Regions from separate parts of the Homo sapiens genome. Here region 1 is linked to region 2. A link is an interaction called in ENCODE POLR2A ChIA-PET data of the cell type or tissue named here. Cell type or tissue: IMR-90. All regions are shown on one strand. Each heading gives the region's core, and the rest is flanking DNA. Links, peaks and the distances in the headings are about the cores only. Region 1 overlaps PARD3B (par-3 family cell polarity regulator beta). Region 2 holds the start of LOC124907968 (a long non-coding RNA gene).

Region 1 (16,276 bases), core at 3,588-11,587, 83 kb before region 2:
AGCAAAGTCTCAGGATACAAAATCAATGTACAAAAATCACAAGCATTCTTATACACCAACAAAAGACAAACAGAGAGCCAAATCATGGGTGAACTCCCATTCACAATTGCTTCAAAGAGAATAAAATACCTAGGAATCCAACTTACAAGGGATGTGAAGGACCTCTTCAAGGAGAACTACAAACCACTGCTCAAGGAAATAAAAGAGGACACAAACAAATGGAAGAACATTCCATGCTCATGGGTAGGAACAATCAATATCGTGAAAATGGCCATACTGCCCAAGGTAATTTACAGATTCAATGCCATCCCCATCAAGCTACCAATGACTTTCTTCACAGAATTGGAAAAAACTACTTTAAAGTTCATATGGAACCAAAAAAGAGCCCGCATTGCCAAGTCAATCCTAAGCCAAAAGAACAAAGCTGGAGGCATCACACTACCTGACTTCAAACTATACTACAAGGCTACAGTAACCAAAACAGCATGGTACTGGTACCAAAACAGAGATATAGATCAATGGAACAGAACAGAGCCCTCAGAAATAATGCCACATATCTACAACTATCTGATCTTTGACAAACCTGAGAAAAACAAGCAATGGGGAAAGGATTCCCTATTTAATAAATGGTGCTGGGAAAACTGGCTAGCCATATGTAGAAAGCTGAAACTGGATCCCTTCCTTACACCTTATACAAAAATCAATTCAAGATGGATTAAAGATTTAAACGTTAAACCTAAAACCATAAAAACCCTAGAAGAAAACCTAGGCATTACCATTCAGGACATAGGCGTGGGCAAGGACTTCATGTCCAAAACACCAAAAGCAATGGCAACAAAAGACAAAATTGACAAATGGGATCTAATTAAACTAAAGAGCTTCTGCACAGCAAAAGAAACTACCATCACAGTGAACAGGCAACCTACAACATGGGAGAAAATTTTCGCAACCTACTCATCTGACAAAGGGCTAATATCCAGAATCTACAATGAACTCAAACAAATTTACAAGAAAAAAACAAACAACCCCATCAAAAAGTGGGCAAAGGACATGAACAGACACTTCTCAAAAGAAGACATTTATGCAGCCAAAAAACACATGAAGAAATGCTCATCATCACTGGCCATCAGAGAAATGCAAATCAAAACCACTATGAGATATCATCTCACACCAGTTAGAATGGCAATCATTAAAAAGTCAGGAAACAACAGGTGCTGGAGAGGATGCGGAGAAATAGGAACACTTTTACACTGTTGGTGGGACTGTAAACTAGTTCAACCATTGTGGAAGTCAGTGTGGCGATTCCTCAGGGATCTAGAACTAGAAATACCATTTGACCCAGCCATCCCATTACTGGGTATATACCCAAATGACTATAAATCATGCTGCTATAAAGACACATGCACACGTATGTTTATTGCGGCACTATTCACAATAGCAAAGACTTGGAACCAACCCAAATGTCCAACAATGATAGACTGGATTAAGAAAATGTGGCACATATACACCATGGAATACTATGCAGCCATAAAAAATGATGAGTTCATGTCCTTTGTAGGGACATGGATGAAATTGGAAATCATCATTCTCAGTAAACTATCGCAAGAACAAAAAACCAAACACCGCATATTCTCACTCATAGGTGGGAATTGAACAATGAGATCACATGGACACAGGAAGGGGAATATCACACTCTGGGGACTGTGGTGGGGTCGGGGGAGGGGGGAGGGATAGCATTGGGAGATATACCTAATGCTAGATGACACATTAGTGGGTGCAGCGCACCAGCATGGCACATGTATACATATGTAACTAACCTGCACAATGTGCACATGTACCCTAAAACTTAGAGTATAATAAAAAAATAAAAAAATAAAATAAAAAATGTGAAAAAAAAAAAAAAAGAAAAAGAAAATACAAGAAACAGCAGAGAGCAGAATACTCCAGTCCAGACCTTCCTACAGAAATATTACCATTAATTTCTAAACCGAATCTGGATAATATTTTACCTCAATCAATTCCTCAGTATAATCTCTAATGTTTGCTTTTGTTTTTTTTTTTTGATTTACAAAAGGGCATATTTCAACTTCATAAGCTTTAGAAAAATTACTTTGCAAAGCATAACAAAGTTAGTTTGCTGATTATTTCCTCAAATTTTTTTTTAGTTCCTCTGGTTTTTATTTATAACAGCACTGATGTCTGCATTTCATTGTTATGAGGATGAATATGAATTCAAAATTTCACCAATATGCTAGCTATTCTGTCTTAGATTTGTCAAGGAAATCAAAATTTTGACTGTGAATGTAATATGAAATAAGGTATAGCAATAGTACATTAAGAGTATAGTACACTAAAATTTTTAACAGTGCAATTTAGAAAAAAATATAAAGGAACTTATGACAAACTTCAGGCTAATGACAATAGTTACCATGGGTGGTGGGCAAAAGTAGAGAAAGTGGATTCCAAAGGACTTTTACTTTTTATATTATGTACCCCAATAATATTTGAATTTTCTACAATGGGTAGTTACTGTTTTTATAATGAGAATATTAAATATTTTTAAAACAGGTAAGTACTGATATGTATTTTAAACACATAAGTATTAAGTACTACTTAACATAAAATCAATCAGTGAGATTTGGAAGAAAGTTTCTAGGTGTTGTTGGGTATTGACCAGATAAAGCAGGAGAACTTTCACCTCTGTTTCACTGTTCTAACAATACTATAAGATAGCTTTCACTGGCAATAATATGAAACAAAATATATAGAATTGCCTTAAAAGTGGAAACCTAATACAAATTCAAGTATCAAGTTTGGGAGGAAAGACAATCACAAATAAGCTAGCATTAAAAGTAAAATTTTAAAATTAATTTGCTTTCAAAATATGCCAAGTAATACAGGAAACCATTACTATTAACTGCTTCCTTCATAACCATTTGTGGGCTATACTAACTGCACTAGCTAGGCAAGTTCGATGGGCTCGAAATTGCTGAAATTACACTTGGTTTCATACTCTAGCACATCAAGTACCACTAAATATTTCAACTGTCCTTGTCAGGCATCTTCTAAGGCAAGGCCCACAGGTGCTAGGAAGATTCAGGGCCATTTCCTCCATTATTAGTTTGTAGCCTAAGGGCACCTGATAAATGTTCTACTTCAATTTCCCACAGCCCCTTAAACAAAAGAAAATTAAATGGTACTTCTTTCAGGCTGAATTTTTTTTTATTGCATAGCAATAGGAGAGAAGAATGAAAGAAACCAAAATATGCTGTTTTGAAGAAATAATACTATAAAAGACTTTTGAAATTATTAATGCCTCAGACTATTTGGAAGAAAGTCAAATAACACAATTTTCTTGTTTTGCAATTAGGAAATATGGATCTAGAGGAATCATGGTCACACAGCTGACAAGAGGCTAGGTTAAGATCAGAACTCAGATTTCTTCAATCCAGGGAACACCACGTCTTCCACTGATCTTCTTGCAGCAAGAAGATTCAGCAGAAGAGTGGTTCTCCAATTTTAGACAGCATAAGAACACCATGCAAGACTTGTTAAAACTCAGACTGTGGCCTCCAACCCCAGGCTTTCTGATTCAGCAGGTCTTGGATGGGGCTAAATATTTTTCAAACAACCTCTCAGGTGATACTGATGCTGGTCTGGCAACCACACTTTGAGAACAAGTGCAGTCACCATCTGCTCAGTGAAACAAATGTACTGACCTCTGTTTTATCCTGCAGTCAAGCCAGCTAAATATTGCAAGGTAGTTTCTTCTCTCAGTTAACCAAATCCCATCTTGCTTATTTAAAAAATACACTGGTAAATCTCCATTTAACTATTTTCTCTAAGAGTTAAATGATCCAGATGACCTGTAAATTTGTTCCTTCCCTTCTCTAAAGTCTCACTGGAATATTAATCAGAATTACAAAAAAAAATGCATCAGTCCTTCCTAGATTTATTTAAACAAAACTGTCAAAAACTCAAATGAATCTAAGAGCCAGCGCAGGAGGGAGGAGGGAAGGAATGAATTTAAATATGAGGTTTATATAAGAGAATATGGAGGTAACTGGCAGCTGCAGAATGCCTGTCCTGTCCAAGCCTATTTCAAATGTAAATTAAAAAATTAACTACACACACACACACACACACACACACACGCATGCATGCCAGATTCAGCCTGCTGGTCAGGTAGCCAACTTGCCCAGATTAATATCATGATAAAATTCAGTACTAACATCCAGTTACATGGTGTGTGCATCTATTTATTCAAAGTTTGTTTTCTTTCAATCTTAGTAAAACTTCTATCAAAACTGTGAAGAAATCATTCTGAGAGAGGAGGAAGGAAATGGTCAGGCAGGCAGTTAGGGTGGGTCCTCGGTAAAATTCTTTCAAACAAAAAACGAGCTTAGAAATCAAGCTGCAGGCACAGAAAAGGGAATTTGCACGGGGGAACTTGCTTAAGACATGCCCACTGCCACATAGATAAGAAAGGCTACACAGGAGATTTGCCCAGACATGCTCACAATGGAAAATTCCATCCCCTGACACATGTACCTTAAAGGAAACAAAGCAGTATGGAGTAACTATGGAGTAACTCAAGCTAAGGGCTTGCATGCACACTAGAAGGATGCGGTGGAGCTACCAGAAATTCATGCCTTATGCAAATGAGATGCCCAGCTTTCACTGATTTCTCATAAAAGCCTCTATATTCAACTGTAAAACAGCAACCCTCTTTGGGGCCCTCTCTCTGTGGTGGAGAGCTTTCTCCTTTCACTCATTAAACTCTTGCTACAGCCTCACCCTTAGTGTCCACACTCCTTAATTTTCTTGGTCATGGGACAAAGAATTTAGGGTATACCTCAGGCAATGAGAGACTGCTACAATTCCACAAAAAAGAAACTTGGTCTCAAAAAAGTAAATATCATAAGAATAGACCACATATTCATTTTCTAAGTATTACATAGATTAAAAATTTCACTCTATTCTATAAGCATGGAAGAAAAGTTGGTCTAATCAACAATCATACACATTATCTTTCCAAAATAAAAATACACATGTATTGAAGGTGAATAAATGGCACAGTGCATTTATCACATATATACACCAGGCACAGGAGATTCAATGTTTAAACAGGAGAATTATCCTTGATAGTGCTCCACATATTGTTCAGGACTGTCTGGCATTATGTGCACATGAAACATGTTTTAAGAAAAAACTGAGGCTATGCGTCAGTCACTTCTATTATTGGGAGTAAAAATGCACTGTTTATCTCCTCTATGGAATAAGTTCAGAAAGTGCTATAATCTTTTATAAATCAATTTTCCTTTTTTTAATATTCATTTTTCCCCAGTTTAATGGAAACCACTTTAGTAGCTCTTCGGAAAAAAATTACTCCTATATTTTGAAGAATTTTGAGTCTTTTGCTAATCCAGCCAGGAAGCTAATTTATTTAGGCAAAGTTGCCTATGCATCAGACCTGAAAAATGCATTTACACAAAATAATCAGATAGAGTCAAACCTTTAATCTGTAAAACCAAATTAAAAGAACAAACACAAAGCAAACTGAATCTATATATAATAACTTAAGGTAGCAGATATACTGCCTTTGTTTTAGCTAAATCAGATTTAGGTGGATAGAACAACAGCAGTGCTGTCAACATCGGAAAGCAGTTAACAATCCATGCTGTCCCTGGTAGGTCAAGCCCTGAGATGCATATTTAGGAAGAAATCATATAGCTATGTTATAGGGTTATACAATATGAGGCAGAGGGCAATAGAGGGAACCTAATTGTCAAGTAAAGAAAAACGAACAAGGCCGGGCGCAGTGGCTCACGCATGTAATCCCAGCACTTTGGGAGGCCGAGGTGGGCGGATCACCTGAGGTCGGGAGTTTGAGACCAGCCTGACCAACATGGAGAAACACTGTCTCTACTACAAATACAAAATTAGCCGGGCATGGTGGCATATGCCTATAATCCCAGCTACTAGGGAGGCTGAGGCAGGAGAATCGTTTGAACCTGGGAGGTGGAGGTTGTGGTGAGCCGAGATCGTGCCATTGCACTCCAGCCTGGGCAACAAGAGTGAAACTCTGTCTCAAAAAAAAAAAAAAAAGAAAAAGAAAAAGAAAAAAGAAAGATGAACAGCTGGCAGTTAAGTCCCCCTAATCATCACACTAAAGAAAACATATAAGATTCAAAACAATAACAAATGGGAAAAAGTCATTGCCTGACCTGAGACATTAAAAGAAACAAATTAAAACTCCAATTCCCATACTGTTTAATTGACACCTTTAAAAAATCAATGTACACCTAATTCCTAATTCAATGCAAATATCTGTCTATAGATGAATCAAGGCTTAAATTTAAATTTACTTCTAACTTCATAGAAATCCTGCCTCTTGAGCTGCTAGAAATTTATCTGATCTAGCTTTAGAAAATCTTTGCCATTCGGGTTGGGCGCCGTGGCTCATGCCTGTAATCCTATTACTTTGGAAGGCCAAGCCGGGTGGATTGGTGGACAGATCACAAGGACAGGAGATCGAGACCATCCTGACTAACATGGTGAAACCCCATCTCTACAAAAAATTAGCTGGGCATGGTGGCACGTGCCTGTACTCCCACCTACTCAGGAGGCTGAGGCAGGAGAATCACTTGAACCTGGGAGGCAGAGGTTGCAGTCAGCCGAGATTGTGCCACTGCACTCCGACTTGGGTGACAGAGCAAGATTCCATCTCAAAAAAAAAAAAAAAAAAAAAAATAGAAAAAGAAGGAAAAGAAAAGAAAATCTTTATCATTCAATATATAAGCATTATCTGATTTTTTTTAAAAAGAAAATTGTGGGCTCAATGGCAAGAAGAGACATTTTCCTTAGATATTAAAGACAATGACAGTATCCAACCCAGGAGCATAAAAAAGCAAAAGCTGATTTTTGAAATTGAAAGCCTGATTCATAAAAATATCATGACACTAGGGCAACATATATAATGCATATTATAACTATACCACGGACTACATTTGTGTTTTAAAATATAAAATTAAAACAAGGCTTATAACTATTTACATGTCAGATAAATCACTGTTTGACATGGTCTTTCATTAAAGCCAAAATAAAGGAAAATTTCTTCTCTTAACATAAAATCCAGATGAACATTCAAAGACGTAAGCTTTCTAAGCAAAGATTTTTATATTGTAATACATCTAAACTGTGATAATTGAAGATATCATGGTAAGAAATTACATTTCAAAGAAACCATGAAAAATCTATTTTTTTTTTTTGTAATTTTTAGGTAGAAATGCAAGCTCCCCTTATTTAAAAAAAAACAACTATGGGTGAATTTAATAAATGGGAAAATATAGCCAACCCAGAAGTGGCCACACAACTGAATTCACATTCTTGAATCCAATTCCTTAAAAGCCACACAGCTTAAGGACTGATTGAGCAACTTGACATTATTAATATCTGCCTCTGCTCTCAACTTAGGAGACTATCTTGGTGACTACTCTTTCAGCAAGGAAACTGAATGGTGTGCCTTTTAGTGATCTGTATTCTAACAAGGATCATAAAATGTGGTTATTCCCATTTTTAATTACTGAACCTTAATGAAGCTGAAGGTTTGAGAAGATGATGAAACACTAAAATAAATTCTTTAGAATTTTGATCTGTTGGCTAAAATTCAATCCCATGAAAGTCATCCTTGGCCATACAATGATTGTGGACATTGGAGTTAGGTTTGCATCCCAGCTCCACCCCTAACAAGTTTGTGTCATCACTGGCCAAGTTACTTAATCTGTTGGAGTTTTACTCTTGTCAGCCATAAATGCAATAATAACCCTTTAAAGGTTCTATTGTAAAGATTAAATAAAAGAATATCTGTAAAATGTCTAGTGCAAATACTGGCATATAGAAAATAGTCAACAAATGTGGCAGCTATTAAGATGCTCTTCTGCAACAGGTAAAAAGAAATATCCTTGAACAGAAGTAACTTCTAAATAGAAAGTGAACAACTTCAGTTTCACAATTCCATGTTGAAAGTACTACTTCACTTGAATTAATGATGGATAATGCAAATTTTGAAAAGGAGAGACATTTTATAGCACAGTACTTTCACCTACGAAAAGTAAATAATTTTCTATTAATATACCTAACACAATAAATATTTCTTCAAACTCTAAAGAACATAGAGCTTTCCACACCTTCCACCACTCTCAAAAATTGGCAAGGTATTTAAAAGAGAGATAAGTTTAATAATGAACCAGGAAAACTGTATTTGCCTCAAAGTAAAGGGTTCCCAAGAAGTTGAAACTTCCTTATTAATAAAACAGTTTCAATATATTAAAAGAAAAACTACAGGAGCCAGATATGAAATGTAATTTGTAAAGTCATGATTTTTTAATCACAATATAATAAAATACTGCTCAATGTCAGTTTTTCATTATATAAGCTATAATTTCTTCTGACTTTATGAAATATTATACTACATATGTTAAGCTTTTTGTCATGATTTATTCCATTGTTTGTATACAAGAGAAAATCCCCACAAAAATCAATACAAGCAAAAATGCTTTTAACACGATTCAAAAATAAATATTAATTTCATGTATATCAACTCTTCATATCACTATTTCTAATGAAAATTCATGTATTCTTCCTCTTTGAGTATGTTACAACCCACTAAGGTGAAAAATATCATACAAGCATTATTTCTAGGACTTTGCTGGGATTTTTAACTCAAAAATATAAAAACTTAAACTAATTAAAAAACATATAATGCCTGTTAGACTATTTGGCTACTTTAATGCTCAGCATGGGTTCTGTTTTCAGAGTAATACCATGCAGTATTTATATTTCATTGGATATTTGTTACTGATTAACAAAAGCAGAAATTTTATGTCCTACAATTCAGTAAAATCTATCATTCTAACATTCATAGGTAATCTTCTATATGTTCCAGACTCTGCTAATGTCTATAAGAGGGTAAACAAAAAACAGATTACATTAGACCAGACAAGAGATAGTAAAGGCCTAAACTAAAGCAAAAAATAAAATTTGGTTTAAATCCTGTGCAGATGCAGATGAGGATATAAGAAAACAGGTATAATCACATAAACAGTTGTGGGAATATAAAATTAGTGGCATCTCTTTGGAAGGCACTTGGGCAATAGGTATCAAAATCCAAGGAAACAGACTATTTGACCCAGCAATTCCCCACTAGTAATTTATACATTTACAGAAAGATATGTGTTGGAAATAACACTTAAAAGCATGCAAATGTTAACAACAGAGGAACATTTAAATAAATTATGGTATGGCCATATAGTGAACTATAATGACATTTTTAAAACCACTGATATGACAAAATCTCCAAGATATATCAAATAATTTTAAAGGTTCAAAACAATACATTATGCTTAAAAACACTGCTATATTTTTAAATATGTATATTATGGTATATAAAAACATTTCTGGAGGAATACACAAACAAGCACTAATAGTTTCCTCCATGGAATGAAACTGTGGGTGCGCCATGGAAAGAGATTTCCTTTTTAATTTATACTTATTTGAAAAGTTTTACTTTACCAGGTATACATACTACATTTTGAAATAAATTAACACTACAAAAAACTTAAAGGTGTGGCCAATCAGATAGGAAAGTTTATGCATTTAAATTTTAATTTTATGTGTTCAGAGGAACCAAAAAGGTGTTGAATTATAGAACTCATTTGAGTAACTGCAGTCATGAAGAATTATTATGAGAACATTACAAGAAGAAGGACAATCAGGAAAAAGTGCCTGATAGCTTAGATATTAGGAAGGCATCTGCTCTGACTGAGATGTGGAAGGACAGTAAGGATCAAATAATTTGAAGTGACACAGACACAGAAGGGTGACAAGTCTATATGAGATATGAATAAGAAACAAGAACATCAGAGAAGGACAACTGAGGAACTCAAATCAGATATATCCATAAGAAATATTGTAAGGCCACTTGAGAAAATACTTAACTATTTTAGGGTTCTAAGGGGAGAAATATGATTGAGATGGTATCTCACTGGAAGAAATCATAACCACGGAGCCAAACAAGAATCATAAAGAATGCCACGCTTGATCCTTTATTCACTGCACATCTAAGCAAGCATTCTAACAGTGGTGCAAAGAAAATATATGGCTGTCCTCCTTCAAGTCAATCTCAGAAACAACAGTGCTGTCTCAACTTTGATGGCACTTTAGAAATCTGCCAAAGAGCCTTAAAATATACTCATACCTGGAGAAACGTTATTTAATTGGCCTTTGCAATCTAAAGCACCTGCAGTTTTCAGTGTTCCCCTAAGTGATTCTTCTGTGCAGCCGAAGTTGAGAGCCACTGCTTTAAAATATTCTGATTATCACATTCATAGACATTCAAACCATCACAGTGTGAACTTGTCCCATTTCCAAGATAGAATGTCCTTCAGGTTTGATAAGAAATATAAACATTGCAATGACAGGCTTCTTTCTTTCCACACTTGTGGTAGACTGTTTCACTGGTAGATCCCAGTGAAACATGCCTTAGGGATTCATGCCTTTGTGCTTCTCATACTGACTCTGGGCTTGGGCACATGACTTGTTTTAGCCAAGTGACCTTAAGCAAGCACTGAGCTTTCGGGTTTCCTTCTTGGAACACCCATCTTGGGGCTCAGCTGCCATGCTTTAAAAGTAAGTCCAACTAGAGAGATACCACTTGGAGAGGCCCTGGAGGATGAGACACTGCCACATGGAGGAAAACCAAGAGGCCTCTGCTAAGCTAGGCTGAATGCATATGGTGTGGCCCCAACTGAACAAAGCAGCACACAGCCAACACAAAGATTTGTGAGATAAATAGTTGTCATCTTAAGCCATTAGGTTTTGAAGTGGTTTGTTACCTCACAGATAACCAGAACATTAAATACTTGTAAACTTTACATTTACTCCTTAAACAACATCTGGGCCCACCACTATTCCCTGAAGTTTTATATGCCCAACTCTGACTTTTCTTGTTTCCTCATATTGTCTTTTATGTATCTTATTTCTGTTCTTCTGCCAAGAGTAGTATTTCTCAAACTGAAGGGATTTGTAGACTACTTCAAAAGCACTCAGCATACAGTCACCAATCTTTTGTTTAAAAAAAGTCATCTGAATTTTAAATAAAAATTAAAAGTTTTAAAATCGCTAGTTTCATATCAGCAAGAGATTTGCTGTTTGCAATCTTTCACAAAGGTATCTTTATCTGACATGAGCCAAAGATCAGATTCCAAAATAACCCCATTAAAAAGTAGGCAGAGGACAAAGATGCTTCTCAAAAGAAGACCTACAAGCAGCCAACAAACATATGAAAAAAAATGCTCAACATCACTAATCAGAGATACGCACATCAAAACTACAATGAGATACCATCTCACGCTAGTCAGAATGGCTACTATAAGAAGGTCAAAAAGAATGTTGGCAAGGTTGTGGAGGAAAGAGAACACTTACACACTGTTGGTGGGAATGCAAATGAGGTTAGTCCCTGTGGAAACAAGTTTGGAGATTCCTCAAGGAACTAAAAATAGAACAACTATTCAACCCAGAAACCCCATTACTGGGTATATACCCAAAGGAAAATAAATCATTCTACCAACAAGACACTTGCATTCATATATTTATGGCAGCACTAGTCACAACAGCAAAGACATAGAATCAACCCAGGTGCCCATAAACGGTGGACTGGATAAAGAAAATGTGGTACACATACACCATGGAATACTGCACAGCCATAAAAAGAATGAGATGATGTCCTTTGCAGCAACATGGATGCAGCTGAAGGCCATTAACCTAAGCAAATTAATGCAGAAACAGAAAACCAAATACTGCATGTTCTCACTTAACAGTGGGAGCTAAACATTGGATATACATGGACACAAAGATGGAACAATAAACACGAGATTCCAAAGGAGGGGAGGGAAGAAAGGAGGAAAAGGGTTGAAAAACTACTTATTGAGTACACTATTCACTACTTGTGTGATGGGATCATTAGAAGCCCAAACCTCAGAGTCATGCAGTTTATGCAGCAAACCTGCACAGGAACCCCCTAAATCTAAAATTTTTAAAAAATCGGATTCCATATCCATTCAGTTTCTTTTCTTACTCTATTTCATCTAAATTAGAAAGCCCTTCTTTACCATTATAAAACATTAGGAATGACGGCAAGTCTGGCGTGCCTCTCTCAGAGAGTTGGGAATATTTGGAGCAAATGTAGACCTGGGAATTATGGAGAGACTTCTCCCTTATGTCTACTTTCAGTTGAAAAACTCGTCACATTTAAAGCAAAGCTAACCATTTCCTTCAACGTAAAGAAATGCACTTTTATATCCTGCTGCAGCATTTGCACTGATTTGTACATAAGCTATTCGATTTATTTATTCAAATAAAGAAAATCAAATAATGGAGAAAAAATATAACTCTTGGTAACAACCATTTGTATCACTATTCAGTCTTCTTCAAAATCTCCAATAATTTATCCTTAATGTTAAATACAGTAATATTGCAGCCATACAAAGATAGGGCCACACTACTCAAGACACTAAATATCATAAAGAAACACCAACTGATCATGCCACTTAATATAAAAAAGAGTCAATCTACTGTCCATAAAAAGATGTTTTTATTCCATATTTCAGGTAATCTTGTGTGACCCCCTTGCCATTGGGAAGGAGTAGGGAGAAAGCTGTATTGTATTTCTTTGCCCAGAACACTAACATAGAAACTCAATGACTGCAATTCCATCCTAGTCACAATTTTGACTACTTCCTTCATCTCTTAATCACCACCAGGACGTATACTATTGATTAGGAAATGCTCTTGGAAGTAAAGCAGAAGATAGACAAGTATCCAGGTAAACTCTTATATACATAGCAATGCTACTCTTGCCCCAACCAAAAACTGTTTCACTCTCTCTAAAAATCCTAATTCACCTTGCTCAGCCTACACAAGAATGCTCACAGCAATCACTTCCTTTTCATGTAACACAGGGTCATAAGAGATAAATAGTGGTAAAAGTCATCAAGCATTTCTCTGTCATTAGAATTATATGTTCTATGATGGTAAGAGCTTATTTCTTTTGTTAACTGCCATATTTCCATTGCCTGGAATAACTCTTGGCCCTGAAAAAATGTATGTTGAATGAACAAATAAATGAATGAATGCATGTAATTAATATATTCTGAACTGTGATTCAGTCTCTGTACCCCAGTTCTTGTGCTTTACTGGGAGAAAAATATTAGTACATAAAATAGTGACTGTACTTACACATTGATGGCTACTAATGTGTGATGTGTCATTGAACAAAAAATGTCATTTAACAAAGAGGTTTTGCCAATAATTAATCTGCTTCCCCTCTACACCCATTTATCGTAAGAGTTTGGGTTGGTTGACAAGCTTCTCAGTAATAATGTGACTTGTGTCACACAAAGGATTGAAATTCTAAATGACATCTGAAGGGTTTTAACTTCTGCCTTTCGGGAAAAAAGAATCATCAATTTCATATTTGGGTAGCTTATTTTTACAGTTTCCTAACAGGTGACTAGGGGGTCAGTAGATCATCAGTCCAATCAAATCTGAACACTAGTGTTCACTGCCATACTTCCTATTCACACATTTCCGTAGTTAGGAGCTTCCCCTAAATTATGGCACTAGCAGAGTCCTTTCTACCAACTTATGTCAATTTAAATTTAGTGCCTGAACTGGAGTTCTGATGTTAATATTTTAATTCTATTTTTGCCATGTAATCATTTTTGAGAAATCAGTCCATTTTTTGCGTGCAAGGCAATTAAATAACACAACACTAATAACTGAAATTAAATATTTAGATATGCAAATAATATGAACAGTTTGGCAAAGAAGCTGTCCCTTAACTGAGAAAACTGAGGAACTCGGTTTTCAAAATGTAATTATATTTGTGGAAAGATGCTGTTTCCCAATATTCTCTCTTTAATCCTCAATAATAAAGCCATTATATTTTGAACTAATCACATAGCCCCATAGATTAAATTGCACATTTTACATCTTCCTTTGAAGCTTATTTGGCCTCATAATTAAGTTCTGGTCAAGAAGAGGTAAACCAAATGGTCAAATGTGACTTCTAAAACTTGTGTTTAAAAGGGAAGTGCTTTAGCAGCCATCTTGTTGTGCCTAAGTCATTATTATCTTAGGATTTTCAGTTATTTGTACCCAAATCTATTCCTGATATTGCAAACATTAAATATTTTCTGTGAAAATAATGTAATAACAATAGATAACACCTATGAAGAATTTACATGCCAGACATTCTAAATGTTTTACATTTAATAATTTATTGATTTCCAGAATAACTTTATAAGGCAGGTTCTATTATTATACTTACTTTCTACATGAAGGAACTGAGGCACAAAGAGGTTAAACAACTTGCTTGAACTCTCAAAGCTATTGACAGACAGTGCTCAGATTTAAACCCAGGAAGACTGCCTTTCGAGTTCCCTCTCTTTAACATTATGAGCTTTATTGCTTCTTATAATTATTCATGATTACACATGCTACAGTGCCTGTCATAATAATTAACATTTCAAATTGAAGAATGTATGTGAACAAAGCTGTCTCAACGTTCTTTTCATCCCTACCAACCAAATCACCTGTGAAGTATTTGCTGAGCCCTGGTAGAATACAGAAGTCCATGGATCCCATTTTGAGGTTCTCAAATCATTTTTTCCTTCAATGGAACTGAAACTGGCTCATAGTGGCACTGTTTTTCAGAGGCTATCCTCAATGCTAGAATCCCAGCAGGCAAATAGAAAGCCACAGTAACTTTACAGACACTTGCATCAGCCAGCCTGGCTGCAGCTATGCAGACTATACAGAATTGTGAACTTCTTTCCTGACCTTTGGATATATTCCAGGGGCCAATGCTTAATAACACTGCACCAATTATTTATTTTATATTATTTTATTTTAATTTTTTGGTAGAGATGAGGTCTTACTACGTTGCCCAGCTGATCTCAAACTCCTGAGCTCAAGCAATCCTCCTTCTTCAGCCTCCCAGAGTGCTAGGATTACAGCTGTGGCCCACCATGCCTGGCTCACCATTTCATTTTGAATAAAGTATTTCATTGTGTGCTGCTTTGTGACAAGAGAATCAAAGGCTTCCACAGCTGAATGGGATCTCAGGAATCAGTTTAGCCCAACTTTCCTCATTTTATTGATAAGAAAATTGAGGCATAGAGATGTTAACTTATTTGGTCAAAATCACATAGCTACTGATTACACAGCTGGAACTAGGCCATGGGTCTTCCAGTCAAATCAGTCAAGTACCAGATTTGGGGGGTTCCGTTTATTTATACTGTCCTTTAAAAATTCTAAGTAAGCTGCAGATAATAGACAAGCCAGTATAGAATGGGAAATTTTTTCTAGTAACTATAATACCTGCAGTATTTTTAGCTATAAGATCAAAGAACTTTAAGAGTCTTCAAATTATGAATCATTTAATACCATATATTAATAGAAATCTTTCAACACATTTAGGAGCACCTAGCTGTAATGTGGATGAAAAACTGAAGATATTTTTAAAATGCAGTATTTCCAGCTATAAAATCTTAAGCAACAAAAACATGACTAGCCATATCTTTCAATGGAAATTTCTCATTTTCAGAAAGACCTAAAATCTCATTCAATGATAATTTACTTTTTAATATAAACTACAAGCAGGTAAATAAGCCAATGGTCTGAGTGTTTTGACAAAACTGTGTTTTACATTACACCTTCTGTCTAGATTTTGGCTCTAAAATACCGAATAGGACTTTTGGCGTTACCTAAACTTACCCAAAATTTAAAAGAATTTTGAAAAGATGTCATTTTCTGAATTTATACATTTAGTAAGCAGATAATTTGGATTTTGCTCTTTAAACCAGTGTCACAAATTGTAATAGTCATGGAAAATTAACCTGTATAGTACACTGTGGGATGTCGTAGGTGGTTTACAGGATTGACGGCTTTTCCAATTAAGCCTAAAAAGAATCCATGCTACAACTAAAACCTCACAGATGAGAACGGCACGCAATTGTACATGGTCAAGATGTTAACAGGGAATGGGAGATAGGCCATTTAATATAAATTATACCCCTTTCAAAAGGCTTGGCAGTGATTTATGGATGGAGATGACATAAAATCAGAAATTAAAGGATCAAAGAGAATAGGGATCAACTGAAGAAAATAAAGTAGTAGTTGTTCCTAGAATTGAACTGAACAAGTTACACCATTG
Region 2 (16,276 bases), core at 4,457-12,456:
CACTGTAATTCTTCATAAAACTTGCTGCCCCATTGTATTCTCTACTTTGAAACACATTCACGCCTCAGGCATTTAGTTGAATAGTTAGCAAGGGCCAGGAATAAACTACAGAGCCAGCAACGACAATGATGATTCCAACAGCCTCACATATGAAACTAATTTATTAAGACATATCAGAAACTCTTGGGAATGAAGTGTCTGCTAATTAGGCCAACACAAACAGATTCCCAAACCTTAACACAGTTTTTCCAAACATCTGATGAAGAACTTTGATTTATGGGCTGTCCAGGTGAAACCTGAACAGATGGTATCTTTTAATAATAATTGACACATGAGTTTGTTAAGGATTTCAGTCTCTTGAAAACATGCAGCTCTGTAGAGGAAAACAAAGAGGCACATTTTTAGAGTTATCTACCTTGTCTTTATCTTCAACAACATCTGCCAAGACATCATCTGGATCCAGGATTCCTCCATCTGTATATTCTAAGTGATGAATCTTCACCCAGTAACCAGGACCCTATAGTAGAACAAACACAAGTTTAATGACCTAATCTATGTTAAAAAGTTAAACACATTTTAATGTTAAGAGACATAAGTTAACTTGTTAAAAATATGTTCTAGTAATCAAATTTTTAAACACTGAAAACAAATGTTATCTATTTATTTGGAAAAAAATACTTGGCATTTTTATCCTGTTTAACTTAAATCGGAGAATCAAGGTATACATATTTCATCAATTTTCCTGGAAGGTAAATTGCAATGCAAAAATAAACTGTTTGAAAAACATACTCAGGGAATTTTTATAACCTACAACTCAGGTAATTCCAAGAATACTCTGGAAAAGAAAGATCTTCTTGAGGGTACTTTCTGAAACTAGGAATAAAAGTCCAAACAGATTCCAAAGCTGTAGGGAAAAAACCCTAAAGGCAGAATCTGTGATGGTAATAGCTATCACTACAAAATATATAAATGGAATGGGTAGCCACCAACATCTTCACCTGTTTAAATCTCCATGTTCAGCATGCAGCCTCACTCTGAGATATGCAATGATGCACAGAGCAGGAGCTCCAGCCTCGCTTGCCATTTCCTGCAGCATGGCAGCAACTCAAACTGTGTTCAGAGTTGAATGGGGAATTCACTGAGTTGGGGTAGTAATTAAAGAGATGTTCAACTATCGCTTTTTAAAAAACTGCTTACTTTTAAAAACCGCTTACTCTGATTCTAGAATTTAGAATTAAATAATCTAGCTCATTCAGTTACTTACGTACTGCCTATTTCCAGGATAGCTATGAAAGTGAACCATTATAGCGATGGGACAAGAACATGAACCAATGAATGAAGTGAAGAAAAACATGAGTAAGGTTTTACCATAATCCCCAAGCTATAATCAATTTGGTTCTGTGAGTCTTAGAAAGCCCCTCAAAGTGGGAAACTTTTGAGCTATAATACACTTGGTATCCAATAAACGAACAGATACCAGTTTGTTAAAAAAGAAAGATGGAAATTCTTCTAGGATACAGCTCTAAGCCTTTCCCATACAAATCTTTATTAGGGATAAGAACTAATATAACCCACGGAATTCAATTTCAATTTCATAAAAGCTAATAGAAATGGTTGTCATACAGTCTTCTTTTTAGCTGACCCCCAATAAACAGTAAGGGCATACTATTAAACAATACTTTTTTAAGGCATCTATTTGGAGAGCTACTAAAATGTGACCCAAGTACATAGCTTTCCAGTAATACAACTTGGTAAAGTGATAGGCTTTAAAAATCTAAAGGAATTCTCCTTAGTTAGGCTTTAGACATTTCAAAATTAAGTTCTCCATACAGTATTGAATTTCAAGTAAAATAAAAGGAGTTTTGTTTACTTCTAATACTGAGTTTATAGGTGCAAACACCAATGATTTACTAGGAAACTTTAAATGCCTGACTCTGTGGCACAGATAGAGATCTCAAAGATATAAGCAGTGGGAGTATAATCAGGTAAGAAAGACACACAACTCTCATTATTCAGTTTCTTTAACCAGAGGTCTTTGCCAACCCGAAGTAATTGTGCTGTAAAAGATGAGCTAAGTATAATAGGCCAGATTTCAAAAAGGGAGGATCCTAGCATAGAGAAAACTATGTAATGGCCACTGGACAATACAGCTCTCCCCCAGCAATATTTGGGAATTAAATCTTTTTTGTTATGGCCATGCCGCAAGCAACATATTTCTTCAAATCTACCCAGGACTTCTGACGGAAATATTAAGTATTATTTATTCCTTGTAAAAAGTCTGCTTATAAAAAGAGTTCAATTTAATTAATTTCTATAAACTTCCATTGAGTTTTTTGATATATTACCTAGCTCTGTAGATGAAATCTGTTGATTTTAACCATGTTTATAAAAAGTAATGTATTCTAAAGAGTTTTCTTTATAGTATATTTGTACTTAAAAGCAGGCATCTATCAGTTATCTGCTTTTTTCTCAAGTTCAGTTTGTAAAAGCAGATTTTATCACCTACGATGGAGGTAAATAATCATCCTTCACAACTGCAGTAAGTTAAAGTACACCTTCCTGCCTAGAGGTGGAAACACAGAGAGAAGAAAACCAAAGAGTCCTAATTTAAAATAAAGTAACTCAAAAAATAGCCAAAGATAGGATTTGATCAGTGGCAAAGGGAATATCAAACAAATGGCAGCAAGATGGGGTTGCCGCATCACATCCATTCCTCCCTCACGCACACTGGGATCCAAGACATTGTGGAAAATAAGACACGGAGTTGAAACTAAGACACTGTTCTCTAATTTGATTCAAAAGAGCTCAGAACTAAATGAAGTAAAAAAGTATCTTGATACATTTTGGAAACATGTATTTGACCCAAAAATTTTAAGTGAAAAACATGGTGTCAGAATATGGAAAGACTACAATTTGAACTCCCTATTCCACATTGATATTGCCATTTTATACATTCCAAAGAAGAAAAGAGTAGGCTAATGATGGGCATATATCTACACCTAACCCTGAACAAAAACAGACAAGCCATAGGAAATCAGTCTCAGGGTTAATATTTTACACATCTGAGAGGGGGCAAAATGTCAATAAACCACAGTACATACCAACTGTGATTTTTGTCCCCATGGTATTTTGGCCATGGTGCTATTGATCACTCAAAAATGTACATACAAAATATGCAACCTACAGCCATCGTAAGACCATAAATTTATCCTGACTCTTTAATGCATGTAAAAATTTCAACCATTACATTGCAGTCAACATTTTGCATTTCATTTACATGGTTTTATTGCCATCAGGAATAAAACTGATCAGATATGAAAAGGTGTTCACATATGTGTTCTGGTTCATACTGTCACTGGGAAAAAATTACTATATTTTTATGATTATGACACTTAACTTGCCTTTATATTGCACAAGTAACTGTGGTACACATAGCTTTTAAATTATTTTGAAAATATCTCTAATATATGTGTTCATTTTGCTATGCAATGTCTTATTACTTATACTCCTAGGATCATTATTGAAAAATAATGTTATAATTATGTTTTCTCCACTTTTGACATTATTGTATCTGTTTTTAAAATAAAAGAGTTAATTTAAATGCTACTAAAATTTTAAAACTAAAACTAGCCTATGAGAATGAATTGCAAAAGGAAAGCAAAACAAAAACACAGGCATTACAGGAAGAAGAGTTATTTTTAATGATCAAATGTAAAAATGGTTCCAAATAGGCTTTAATACTAATAGCACCAAAAGACCTTCACTATGGGTAGATGACATGAAATTTTACCTTATGCATTAGAAAATTTACATTAACCATGTTTGAAGTACAATAATTTTCCACTTGTAATACCTAAAGGAGTAGACTGGCAACCCACATACTATAATGCTGTGACTACCATGAACTGGGATTATGCCAATAAACACAAGAAAGGGAAAACTTGGAGGGGCCCAAGCAAGATGCCTGTAGTCCAAGAAGAAAAAACAGCCTGCAATGGCAGCGAGGTCCCAAAGTGGGGAGAGTGCTGCAAAGGAAAAGCCGATTTTTGGAGAGGGGCTACATGAATTACAGTTCTCAGCCATGCAACTGGTTTCCTGGTGGCTTAATGTTTTTACTAGAAGAATCTTACCTACTGGAACACAACAGCAATGGTCAAATGGAAGGTAAAAACAAAACGGAATTTTCTTTATAGAATTTAACTTCATGAATTTGGTGGCACATATCCACAAAATGAGATTTTACCTATAGGTCAGGTACTATAGGTACTATGTGTTTTGTATGATTAACTCATTTATCCTCAAAATGCCTCATAAAACAGTTAATCCATCTTACAGATGAGAAAACCAAGGTAGGTGAATTAACTTTCCGAAGTTCAGACACTGAATAAGCAGCAAAGCCAAGGTGGGATTTTTTTTTAAACACAGAAAATATTTTGTTATTAAATAACTTAATACAAAGCACAATTACCAAGGAATCAGGCAGGGAATCAGGTCCATTTCTATCCCTACATAAGCATACGTACCCAGGCAAGTTGCCATTATTCTGGGCCTCGGGTGCATCATCATTAGTGAGCCTGGAGACTGGATGGCCTTTTGTATGATGCACCTCATAGAGGTCAAAATGCAGAGACATGGGGGGTGACAATGGAAGGCCCCAAATTCTTTGCTTAAGTGGGTCTGTCCCATGCTTCACAAATGAGAATTAAGTGGGGAAACCTTCAAAATATAATCTTCATAATCATAGACTTAAGGGTTTTGGAAACAGTGGAAAAAGATCTTACTGCCAAGAATAGAGAGGGAGTTTGAAGCACCAGAAATTAGATAGAGAATTACAAAAATGTACTTGCACATAACACTTAATTACTTTTATAATAATCTCCTGGGGGCATTCTCCCCTCTACCCAAGACCAAATGAGAATCAGATGCCCCACAATGCACCCAGGAAGGAGAAGGTGACAGAGCATGTCTGCAGACTGTTTGGGGCAGACAGAGAACAGGAGCCTCTGAGTAGCCAGCCACAGAGCAGTGCAGGGAAAAACAAGAGTTTTGGAAAATGACACCCAAACAAAGCCTAGCAGAGCAGCACTGACACGTGAAAGGAAAGAATCAAGCCAGAAAAGGCAGTGATGAATATACAGTTTATTATGAACCAGCCCTAACTGGCTTCAGAACACGCCTTCACCTTCCTAAAATAGATCAACCAAGTGTAAACTTCAGGAGAAAAGCCTAGTAGAAGAACATGGGCTGAGGCTGTTTGAATTAACTACAGTATGTTTCCAAAGAATTCAGCAGAACTAGAATGGGACCCGGAGTTTTTATGCTGGGTTGAAAGTAACACCTAGCAAGTCCAATAGAATTATAAACCTTTAATTACATATAAAATGAGGGAGAATTAGTCCATACATATATTTACTTCCAGATCTAAAAATCTATGATTCTATCAAAAGAAAGTTGGTATGGCCATACTAATCCTAATATCAGATAAAGGAGACTTCAAGGAAAGAAGTATTAATAAAGATAAAGTGGGATATTCAATCATGATAAAAGGCTCAATCTAACAGAAAGATAACAATGTTAAATGTGTACGTACCCAATAATATAACTTTAATACATATACTGTCAAAATGAACAGATCTTTAAAAAATATTTTAAAAACATGAATTGGGAGACTTGATAGGAAACAAAAAATTGAAGAAGATATAAATCATCTGACTGACACAAGTAACAAATGTAGCCTAACTTATTTGTATTATATTTGCACACACACACACAAATAGTGTAACCGAAAAGATTAGAACATACTTTATAAGTGTACATGGAACGTGTACCAAATTTCAAAGGTCTGAAATCATTTAAAATATGTTCTCTTATCACAGTAGAATCAACCACAGAAAAATATCTCAAAAATGCCCAGCTGTTTGGAAATTAGGAAATACAGTACTGAAAAATCCATAGATGAAAAATAAAGGCAATGAGAAAATACTTCTAGTAATTAAAATAGCAAAAATGTGTGGAATGCAGGTAAATCAGTGCCAAATGTGTCAGTTATGGTCTTTAATGCACATATTAACAAGTAAAAAAAATTGATCAAAAAGCTAGAAAAAAAACAGCTAATGAAATCCAAAGACACAGTGAAGAAAATAAAGAGCAAAGAACAATGAAATAAAAAAACAACAAATAAAAATCAAAGTTGGTTTTATGAAAAGCTTGACAAAACTAGTAAATTCATAGCAGAACCAATCAAGAAAAATAAAATAAATTTCCAATATCAGGAAGGAACAAAGGCAAGCAAAACCATTATAGATCCTACAGATACTGAAGAGAATATTCTAAAAACCTTGGACCTATAAATTTAACAATTTTTATAAAATGAACGAATTCTTCGAAAAATACAACAAAATGGACAGTAAAAATACAAAATATGATTAATACAAAAACAACAAGAATTAAATTGAATTTATTGTTTCAAAACCTTCCAAATGTTTCTTCAAAAGGAAAATTCCAAGCTCAGATGACATCACAGGTAAAATCTTCCTAATATTTAAGGAACAAATAATGCCAATCTTTTATATAAATACTTCTAGAGACTAGAAAAAGAGAAAAATTCTCTCAGCTTTTTTTAAAAAAGATAGCATAAATTTGATACCAATATCCTTACAAGGATATTACAAGAAAATAATATCCCAGTCTCTCTCTTTCTCATGGATATGTAGGTAAAAATCTACATATGTAGGTAAAAATCTTAAACATTTGTAAATCAAATTCAGTGATGTCTATAAGGAATAATACATGATAACCAAGTGGAAATTATTACAGTCATGCAAGAGTTATTTAAAAGTCAAAAATCAACCTAAGTTATTCATAAATTAATATAGAAAAAATGATAAAGATCAAATGATCACCACAATGGATGCAGAAAAAGCATTTGAGAATAGGCACCACCAAATCACAGTATAGAAGTATCTTAGTAAATAAGGCAAACCAATAACTAAACAAAGAAAACCAGTTAAAGATTAAAAAAAATTAAAAAAAAATTGTAACATTTACAATAGCATAAAATCAAATACTTATGAATGAGTCTAATGAAAATATGCAAAACATTTATGATTTAAAATTATAAAATATTAGGAAAAATTAAAGAAGACTATCATAGATTGAAAAGCTCACTATTGTGAAGATATTGATCTTGTCCAAATTGACTGGGGTTAGGGTAAGGATTGTGAGAATACAAAGCAACTAGAATTCTAGTACACTAAGGGTAAAAGTGTAAATGTATACAATCACTTTGGAAAACTGGCAGTAACTGAACATAAACATGCCATAAAGCTGAATGAACATCACACATAACTCAGCAATTCCACTTCTGGGTATACATCTAACAGAAATCTGGGTATATATCAAATCCTGCTATGAATATATACCTAACCAAACGACACACAGAATATTCATAGCAGGATTATTTTTAATACCTAAAAATCTGGAAATAGCTCAAATATTCGTAACCAGTAGAATGTATAAACTACAGTATGTCCATGCAATGGAATACTATACAGCAAGAATGAACAAAACTACAAGTTTATGCGACAACATGAGTAAATCTCGCAACATGAAATTGCATAAAAAGAGCCAAATACAAAACAAGCACCTTTTGTATGATTACATGCATAACAAGTTCAAAAAGAGGCATAATTAATTCACAATGTAGAAGTCACGAGACTGGTTACTCCTTGTGAGGGGGAAGGGTGGTGAGTAGAAAGAGGCATGAAGCGGCTTCTAGGGCAATGTTCTATTTCTTGATCTGTATGTTAGCGATACCGACAGGAGGCAGGGAAATACTGGATAGAAGAGGGCAGCTCCCTGGCAAAGAACCCACCCTCGAGCCTGGAATCTGCAGCCCTAAATGAAAACAGTTATCCGTTTTCCAGCTCAAATGCTACTTTTTGGCCCACCCAGCCTCCGTATCTCGTGCTCCTATAAACCTCAGAGCTCAGCTGGCAGAGAGACAAGCGGCTGAACATCGAGAGGAGAAGCAACTGCGCATCAGAGACTAGAAGCAACTGCGCATCAGAGACTAAGGCTAGACGCGGCTTAATGTCAGACCACACGACTTCGGAGACGACCCGGCTGGAGTCAGCCAGGCTTCAAGGAAAGACTACTTTCTTCCCGCACCATCCCCGCTCTAGCTCCTTTTCCACTGACAGCCACCTCCATCAGTCAATAAAACCTCTGCATTCAACATCCTTCAAGTCCGTGTGACCTGATTCTTCCTGGATGCCAGACAAGAACCCGGGTACCAAGAGGGCAGGGTATATGTCACCCTGACTCTCCACTGAGCTGGTTAAGGCTTAGCTCTCTGTTGAAGGCAACAACCAAAAGGGCATTGTTTGTAATACACAACCTCTGGGGCTCCAGAAGTTGCGGGCAACCACTGATTGCTACCACGGGCCCGGTTACTGGGTTTGGTCCTGCCAGCACCTAAAGGCACTTGCCCCAGGTCCTGCACCTGCTCACCTGCGTGCTCCCCCTCCCACAAGCGGTTTGAGCTCGGCTGCAAAGGAGCCACCCCTCATCGCAAGTCCTGCGAGGGAGTCAGGGACTCTCCTGTCTCACCAGCTATACTTAACTTGTGTACTTTTCTGCACGTGTGATATACTTCCAAGGTATTTACATAAAAATGAAAATAATATCTTTGCTTCCAAAAATGTGACTTTTTCAAACTGAAATACCTAATTGTTCCTTTTGCACATGCCATCTCTACAGCTAAACAAATGAAGACCACCAAAAAGCTGTTCAGAGTAAGTCTAGTTTCCTCAGAAGAATAAGGACAAATCCTAAAACAAAAGGAGTGTAGAAGTCCCAGAAGATGGGAAGGCCAGGTTATCCTACCAATAGAACATGTAGCTAACTGACTACCAGTTATTCAACATTTCTAAGAAGCCCAGGAGATGCTTAGTTGACCACAGGCTTTAACAAGTCAACAGTGATGAGTCTGCTAAAAATATTATTATTACCATCTTAGGCTATGATAATACAAGGACTGTGTGAGAACAGAACAAGGAATCGTTTCACTCTGTGCCAAAGTGGTCCCACTACATTTAGAGTATTTTGTCAGATTTGAAGAGACCATCATTAACTAACTGGAGATGACCCATGTGACAGTAACCACAAAGGTTAAGGAGATGGAAATACATCTTATGATGAGTGAGCTGAATTAATTGAGGCTTGTCTAAATTGGAGAACAAAAAGGAAAACACTTTGCTATTTCAAAGACAGAACTACAGTTTACAGGGCACTGAGCTCTTAAAGTTATCAGGTAAGGTAAAAATTACTTATTAAAATTAGTCCTAAAAATCCCTTAGGGAGACACCACAATGGAAGTGAACATACGTCCTCTGAATAAGGCCAATGCTACCTGTTTTTAATCTAGACTTGGAGTATTCATTGTCTTTTCAGTTGAGCACCAGAGGAAGTATCTGGATTACACTGGAGACTATATTTTATGTAAAAGTTTTACCTTAAACACTTAGACCTCCGTAAATAAGTACATGAGAACTGAGACAACAGAGGTAACAGCAGAGAGTTAAATGACCATAGGAGATCTCCAATCCAACTAAAAGCCTTCCACATAAAAGAGAGATTTGGCTTTTTCTGTGCTGTTCTAGAAATGATACATAGACGATAGAGAGGTAGAAACTCAGCGTAAGAAAGATCCTTCAAAAAGAACAATCTTGGCCGGGTGCGGTGGCTCACGCCTGTAATCCCAGCACTTTGGGAGGCCGAGGTGGGTGGATCACGACGTCAGGAGTTTGAGACCACCCTGACCAACATGGTGAAACCCTGTCTCTACTAAAAATATAAAAATTAGCTGGGCGTGGTGGCACGTGCCTGTAATCCCAGCTACTCAGGAGGCTGAGGCAGGAGAATTGCTTGAATCCAGGAGGTGGAGGTTGCAGTGAGCCGAGATTGCACCACTGCACTCCAGCCTGGGTGACAGAGCAAGACTCTGTCTCCAAAAAAAAAAAAAAAAAAAACAATCATAGAGTAGAATGGGATGTATGGTAAAAACATGAGCTCTCTACATCTTTCAAGAGTGAAGCAAAGGCTAGATAGCCGTATCTCAAGGATGCTACAGGATAAGACGTGGAACTTCTGTGATCCTGAAGATCCCTTCCAACTCTCAGACCTACAGCACCTAGAACCTCAAAGATCCTTAGGGCTTTGAGCTCTTGAAAGAGGAAATCTCTGCTGTAGGGTAGGAATAATAGATTCGGCAATTCTGCAGGATTCCCCTGTTACTGTGCATCCCCAAGCAGAAAGTCTATTCAACAAAACATCATATTTTGAATTCCCCAATCTACCCGTTATTCCAATGTCTTGCCATGTAGCCTGAAAATTCATTAATTTATGAACAAATTTAAGAAAAAGGTCTTTCATCTCCAAGGTAAAAGAAATACTCTTGGTAGGGGGGAAAAAAAAGCCTGAGAATTTTATATTGATTTGAACATTATTTTTGAATAGGCTGTTTTCTCACTCTAAAATAGTTCTCCTCCCACCTTCCCCTCATTACCACCCCCCGCCCCAAAAAAAATACTTGGAATTTTCAAGCCTTGACTAGTAAATTTATAAGTTCAAAGACTGGAAGGAATTCATTGGCTCAGAGACCACCGAGAATAGGCCTCTTATTTTAAAGACAGGGAACCAGTATAAACCATTATGTATAAACCAGTATGGCTTAACAAAGGTTAAGCCATAGAAAAGGTATTAATAGTTGTTTTCTTCTGATGTATAATTCTAAACAAAATAATTGCAATATAAAAGCACCAACAATTCCAGGGAATTTGTTTCTACAGTATCTCATAATCTAAGTTTTAATAATATTACTTATTCCCTTTTTCAAATAGAAAAATATTTAAGTATTGAGACATATATTTCACTTCCTAGTTCATATATCAGCTAAATATTTAAAGGAATGTTAATTAACCCATGTCACTTTCATTCAGCTTTGTGAAGTAACTATAATCTCAGCGGTTTTCTTTATATAAAGGGCTTTAGAGGTTCATTTTTCATTTTAGGATTAATCTAAATTTATTTGAGAAGAAAAGGTCCAGATCTAGATAGAGCTTTTTTTTAATAAAGAACAAATTTTAATTATTTCCAAATGTACTGTCTACATCATCTCAAGACACTGACTTTATAAGAATATAGAAATTTCATTTTCCTACAGCTCTAGGAGTGAGTTAAAGGCTCACTCTTAAATGCATGAAAGTATAGGCCTTATGTAACTCTTCAGGTTTATATACAGTATAATCACAAAACTGAAGTTATATCAGGAAAATTAAACGTTAAAAGTCTGAAATTAAAAAAAATTAAAGATATTTAATGCATAATTGATGCAAATATACTTAAGCAGATTAAATGGATTTAATCCATTTAAAAACAATTCTCAGTATGAAAGACGTAAAACACTGAACCATTACTAATTTAATAATATTGAAAAACAATGACTCAAAGTAATTTTAAAGAAAACAGCTGATTTTTTAAAAATCCTGTTTTCCATTATTTGTTTCCAATGAAATTTTATAGTCCAAAGCCCTGGATGCCAAGGTTTTAGAAACTTGTGTGGTCCAGAGGAATTCAAAGCCTACACCTAAAAAGTGGAAGGAGCCATCTCTCCAAAGAGAAGAGCAAGCTATTAATTTTTAGAATAATTCTTCCATTATAAAGCCCTAAAAAACATTCTGCTACAAAATGAATTTTAATAAGAATAAATTTGAGAATGCAAATTTGTACAACTCACAGTTTACTTAATATCTCCAATTCAAACTTTCTTGGTGCTATAACGTTGGCATCTTTGTATGCTAACTCCAAAGAATACTTTCGACAGATAGTGTCTACCAGTTGTGTGTATCTTTGTGTATATGAATGACTGAGTAAGGTTTAAAGCATTTTACAGGTAACAATAATGGCCCTTAGCTCTTCACTTGAACACAGTTTTATGGATCAATCAAAGAAGAGATTAAGACACAGAAAGGAGAATTTTAATTTATTGCAGAAGAGGTACTGGCGGCCGTGTTTATAAAATAAGTTAACTTTAATAAACTAACTCTAAGACAAACATAAAGACCTCATCCACTTTACTGCAACCACCTACCTCCCGCCAACACCCACCCCCCTCCCACACTGTTTATAAAACTTCTTTTCAGTGTGGCAGTAATAGGAATAGTAAGGGATTATTTGCCTCTGATCTTCAAAAAGGATTGGGGATAATACTACCTGCTACTGTTAGCTGCGTTTCTCTAACAACTTCATTCCTCCAGAATGCTGCAGAGGGATCACAGGTATAGCTAAAAAGAATACAGAGAATGCAGAGAAGAAAGCAGGAAGAGCTAACCTCAAGTATCCCCTACTCAGAGAGAAATTTCTCGACCTAACTAACGCTGATTCCCTGGAAGTATCATAAATTATCAATATCATGTTATCCTTATTTTATTCAATTATTTGTTAATTTTATGGCTTAGTCTGCCCCAACTAGAACATAAGCACCATGATTCAGAAACCTCATTTATCTTACTCACTTCCATATCCCCAGCACTACTTCTGACATTCATTATGCATTTGTCATACAAATGAAGACAATGAGAAACAGAAAGGAGTAAGAAAGTAGGGGGACGGGCTCAGGGTATAACAGAGAAAGCCATTTTATTGATACTGAGTAAAAGCTCAAATCTTGAGACTTAGATCTTTTGATATAGACAAGGGCAGCATGGGAGAAGCAGAAACACTGTAGACTGCAGGTCAATGGCAGTCCTTTCTGCAACATGTGTTGAGTTCTTGCAACATCTAAGAAAAAAGAGAATAAAAATCCAGCTCTTGGAAGGAATAAAGCTTAAATTTTAGTGAAGGGAGAAGACAATAATTAACAAACAAAATACATACGTGAATTAATGATATGTTAGTAAGTGATAAGCAATTTGAGAGATAAAATACAGTAGGATGAGGAGGATGGGGAGTACAGGCAGTTTGTATTTTTAAATAAGGGGTCAGGCCCGGCCTCCATGAAAAAGTGGCATTTGAGCACAGACTTGAGGCAAGTCAGTGGCAGACTGGAGGTGGGGAGCCAGGTCTTCTAACAAATGGCTGTGCCCCAGGGCAAGTCTCATTGCAGTCATTTGTAAAATAAGTCAAAGCTCAGAAAAGCAACCCTTATATGAGAGTGGGAAAACTAGTTCGCTTGTCAGGTTGAATAAACTTGGTGGAGATGCAAAAACACCAAGTGGTAGTAACCACCTCTCTACCCTTGCCAAGAGTATCTTGCACCACACTGAGTAAATTTTTTATTCCACTCTACAAAATGAAATAAAATTCTACTACTTTTTACATCAGCATTAAATATGTTTAAAGGTACCTTTTCTTTTAAAAGAAAATACTTCTAGAAAGGAAGAAGAAGGGACTTACATGTTATTTGCATCTCAGATGGTTTTTCCAAACTGCTGATGTACAGCACAGCAGGATTGGCTGGGCATGTGCCACATAAATAGGATAATTCAGCATACTCCCCAAAATGCTTCGTGGAAAAAGTATGAGCTTTAAAGTAAGACTAGGCTGAAATTCAAAATTTACCACTCATAAATGGGAACAATATCCTCTACCCTCACTGGATTGTGAGAAATTCATTACATATTCACATACATTCACATACACGGGCATACATATACATACATATATTTTCTTTCTTGACAACAGACTCTTACATTCCAAAGGCAGCGCCATTTCTGATGTGTATGCCACTGTAATCCCAGCATCTGACACTGCACTCTTCTTACAATAGATGTGCAATAAACAGCGCCTGTGATTATTACTACTCTGCATAATTCTTCAAAACTAGAAGCTAATGAGCAGTTAGGAGGGCAAAGAGACCCTCTGGGCTTGGGAAAGAATAAAATCAGCAGGAAGTGAGCAAAAGGCCCAGAAAGAGAAGCACCAGAATGGTAGGCAAGTTTTTCACACGTCAAAAATTTGGGAAGAAACGCTCTTCCCAATTTTTTTCCTATGCCTGGATCAAAATGTAGTCTGTAGGCTAATGCATTCCATGAAACTGTTTGTTTTTCATTTGCAACAAAAATACAAAAATTGGGAGTAAGCATTTTTTAAAATTTATAGCAATTTTTATTGCTATATTCATGCACATGATTTTGTATTTTATAAAAGTATCTGTTTGCCATAGATGAACAAACAAAACAATCTGGTCCTCTATCACAAACAGTTTGAGAATTTCTGGATACACTGGCCATCTGCCCTTCATGTCCAGTGCCTTAGCTAAGATTCATAATTAACTGACACATTCATTGACATTAATCAAAATGTTGACATATGAAAAGCCTGTGCAGACAATACAAATTTTCATTTAAATATTCTTTACATGGGAAAAGGCAAGCCAAACTCCAAAAACAATTAGCTAAAACTTTTCAGAAAATAGCCTGCTAATAAAAGCTAACAGCTTCCCTTGGGTGTAACACCTTATCTACTTCAGGAATGCGAATGAGAAGGTAGATGAAGACATGAAAAACAATGTAGTATTGCCTACAATGATGTATCATTATACCATTATTACACTACTAAGTTATAAATACAGTGGGAGGGAAGCCCCAAGCAGGAATGCCAATTGTGTAAGAAGTAAACAACAACACAATATTAAGCTAAAAATTCACCTTATAAAGAAAGATGCTAAAAATTATAGAAAAATAATCAAAATGTTGAGGAAAAGTTTTCCGACGATTATATTACACTATCAGTTGCATACATGCACATATATATTTGAATATATTCATTCATGCATACATATTAATATAACCCCAAAGCTGAGATGACTGTGGGTCTTTATTTTAGCTGGTGAAAGAAAATAAGTTTCATCTTTATTGTTTTGAAAACTGCAGATACAGAAATATTTTAATTTTAAAAATTATCAGCTAACACACATCCACAGTTACAGTCATTACGACAATCTCATTCCTTCTCTGAAAATCATCCCCAAACAAGGAAATTAAGAAACAAAACCATAAACTCTATCTTCATGGAAGTAGCAGATATCTGTAACTCAAATCACAACATGCAGACAGGAAAAGGAAAGACAAGGAAGTAATGACTTCTCAGAGGGGAAGAAGGTCAAATCCAAGTTCCTGCCAATGAAGAGAGCTAGCATGAAACACAAGCCTATCTACTTCGACAGGGTCTGGAGACCCCAGGTATCATGAAAAGTAGACGAAGGTGGGGGCTGAAAATGGTGAACAAAAGCTGCCTGACAAATTCTTTAAGGAAGGATAACACTCCTAGGTAGGTGCCCCCCACCATCTCACTCATCGAGAGGCAAGAGATATTATCTCTGGAGAAACTGAAAAAGAGCAAGATCCAGACTCTAAGACATCAGGCACAGAGAAGGGCTGAATGTAAAAGGCTACAGACTAAAGACTGGGGGTCACATGCCAACCTTGCTACTCTATCCAACGCCAGCAAAGTAAAAACCAGGCTTACACTCAACCCTCCTCCCAGTCACTCCTGACAGGTGATTAGACGAATGTGCTCCACCAAAATGAGGGACCCAGGGAACAGAGGACCCAACACACAAGAGATGGGAAGGGAATTCTCAGATAAACGGTGACAGCAATTAACATAACCATGCAAGGCTTAGAGAAAAACCAATCCTGATGTGATCAGGACAATGAAGAAGGGCTCCAGGAGCAATGTTCCTAGGAAAAAGTCCAAAATCAATAGATTTTTGATGGTTTTAACTCAGTGGAAGATTGCAGTAAGAGACATTTTACATAACTATTAAAAAGAACGGAAAAAAAGCATGAGATTCAATGAAAACTAAGCAAATAAAGTCATTAACTCCAGTAAAACCAAAAGTTTGCACGAGACAAAAGGCAACCATAGTTATGGGCTCAAAAGTAACAATAGCTGCATTCTCATAACAGTAAAAACACTGAATATGCATTTAACCAAATAGCCTAACAATAATTTTAGGAAACAAGGAGAAAAAAACGTATAGCTTGAGTTATAGCTATAAAATAGCTAGTATTTTCAACTACCTTAATCAGATGTAAACAGAAAATGTCTAAAATTGATGAACCAAGGAATAGCAGTAAATTCATATTTAGACATAAAAGCACACTGGTATCCCTTGATTCATACATTATTAGAATTATGGAGAAAAATAGAAAAAACCTGTGGGGTTTAGAGTGAAGGGTTTGGAGTGACTGCTTCTTAGAAGTGGTTTGGG

Evidence for each region. ChIA-PET counts read pairs that join two places held together with the same protein. Peaks named below come from ENCODE experiments on the same cell type or tissue, not always from the same donor. Only the 100,000 strongest peaks of a DNase experiment are listed, where the experiment ranks them.
Region 1: POLR2A ChIA-PET joins it to region 2 with 12 read pairs; 3 of 35 experiments call an interaction of 5 or more read pairs at or near these places.

Annotation. Positions count from the first base shown.
Region 1 is chr2:204,752,594-204,768,869 of GRCh38, reverse strand. All of the region lies in intron 2 of PARD3B (par-3 family cell polarity regulator beta), which reads right to left. Among named protein-coding and RNA genes, the nearest start is that of PARD3B, 220 kb to the right of the region's middle. In IMR-90, for the core only: no CTCF peak of the experiment used is centred there; no DNase peak of the experiment used is centred there.
Region 2 is chr2:204,670,422-204,686,697 of GRCh38, reverse strand. PARD3B (par-3 family cell polarity regulator beta) reads right to left here. Exons shown (of 23, transcript NM_001302769.2): 2 at 416-517. LOC124907968 (a long non-coding RNA gene) reads left to right here and starts at 8,000. Exons shown (of 2, transcript XR_007088057.1): 1 at 8,000-9,313. In IMR-90, for the core only: no CTCF peak of the experiment used is centred there; no DNase peak of the experiment used is centred there.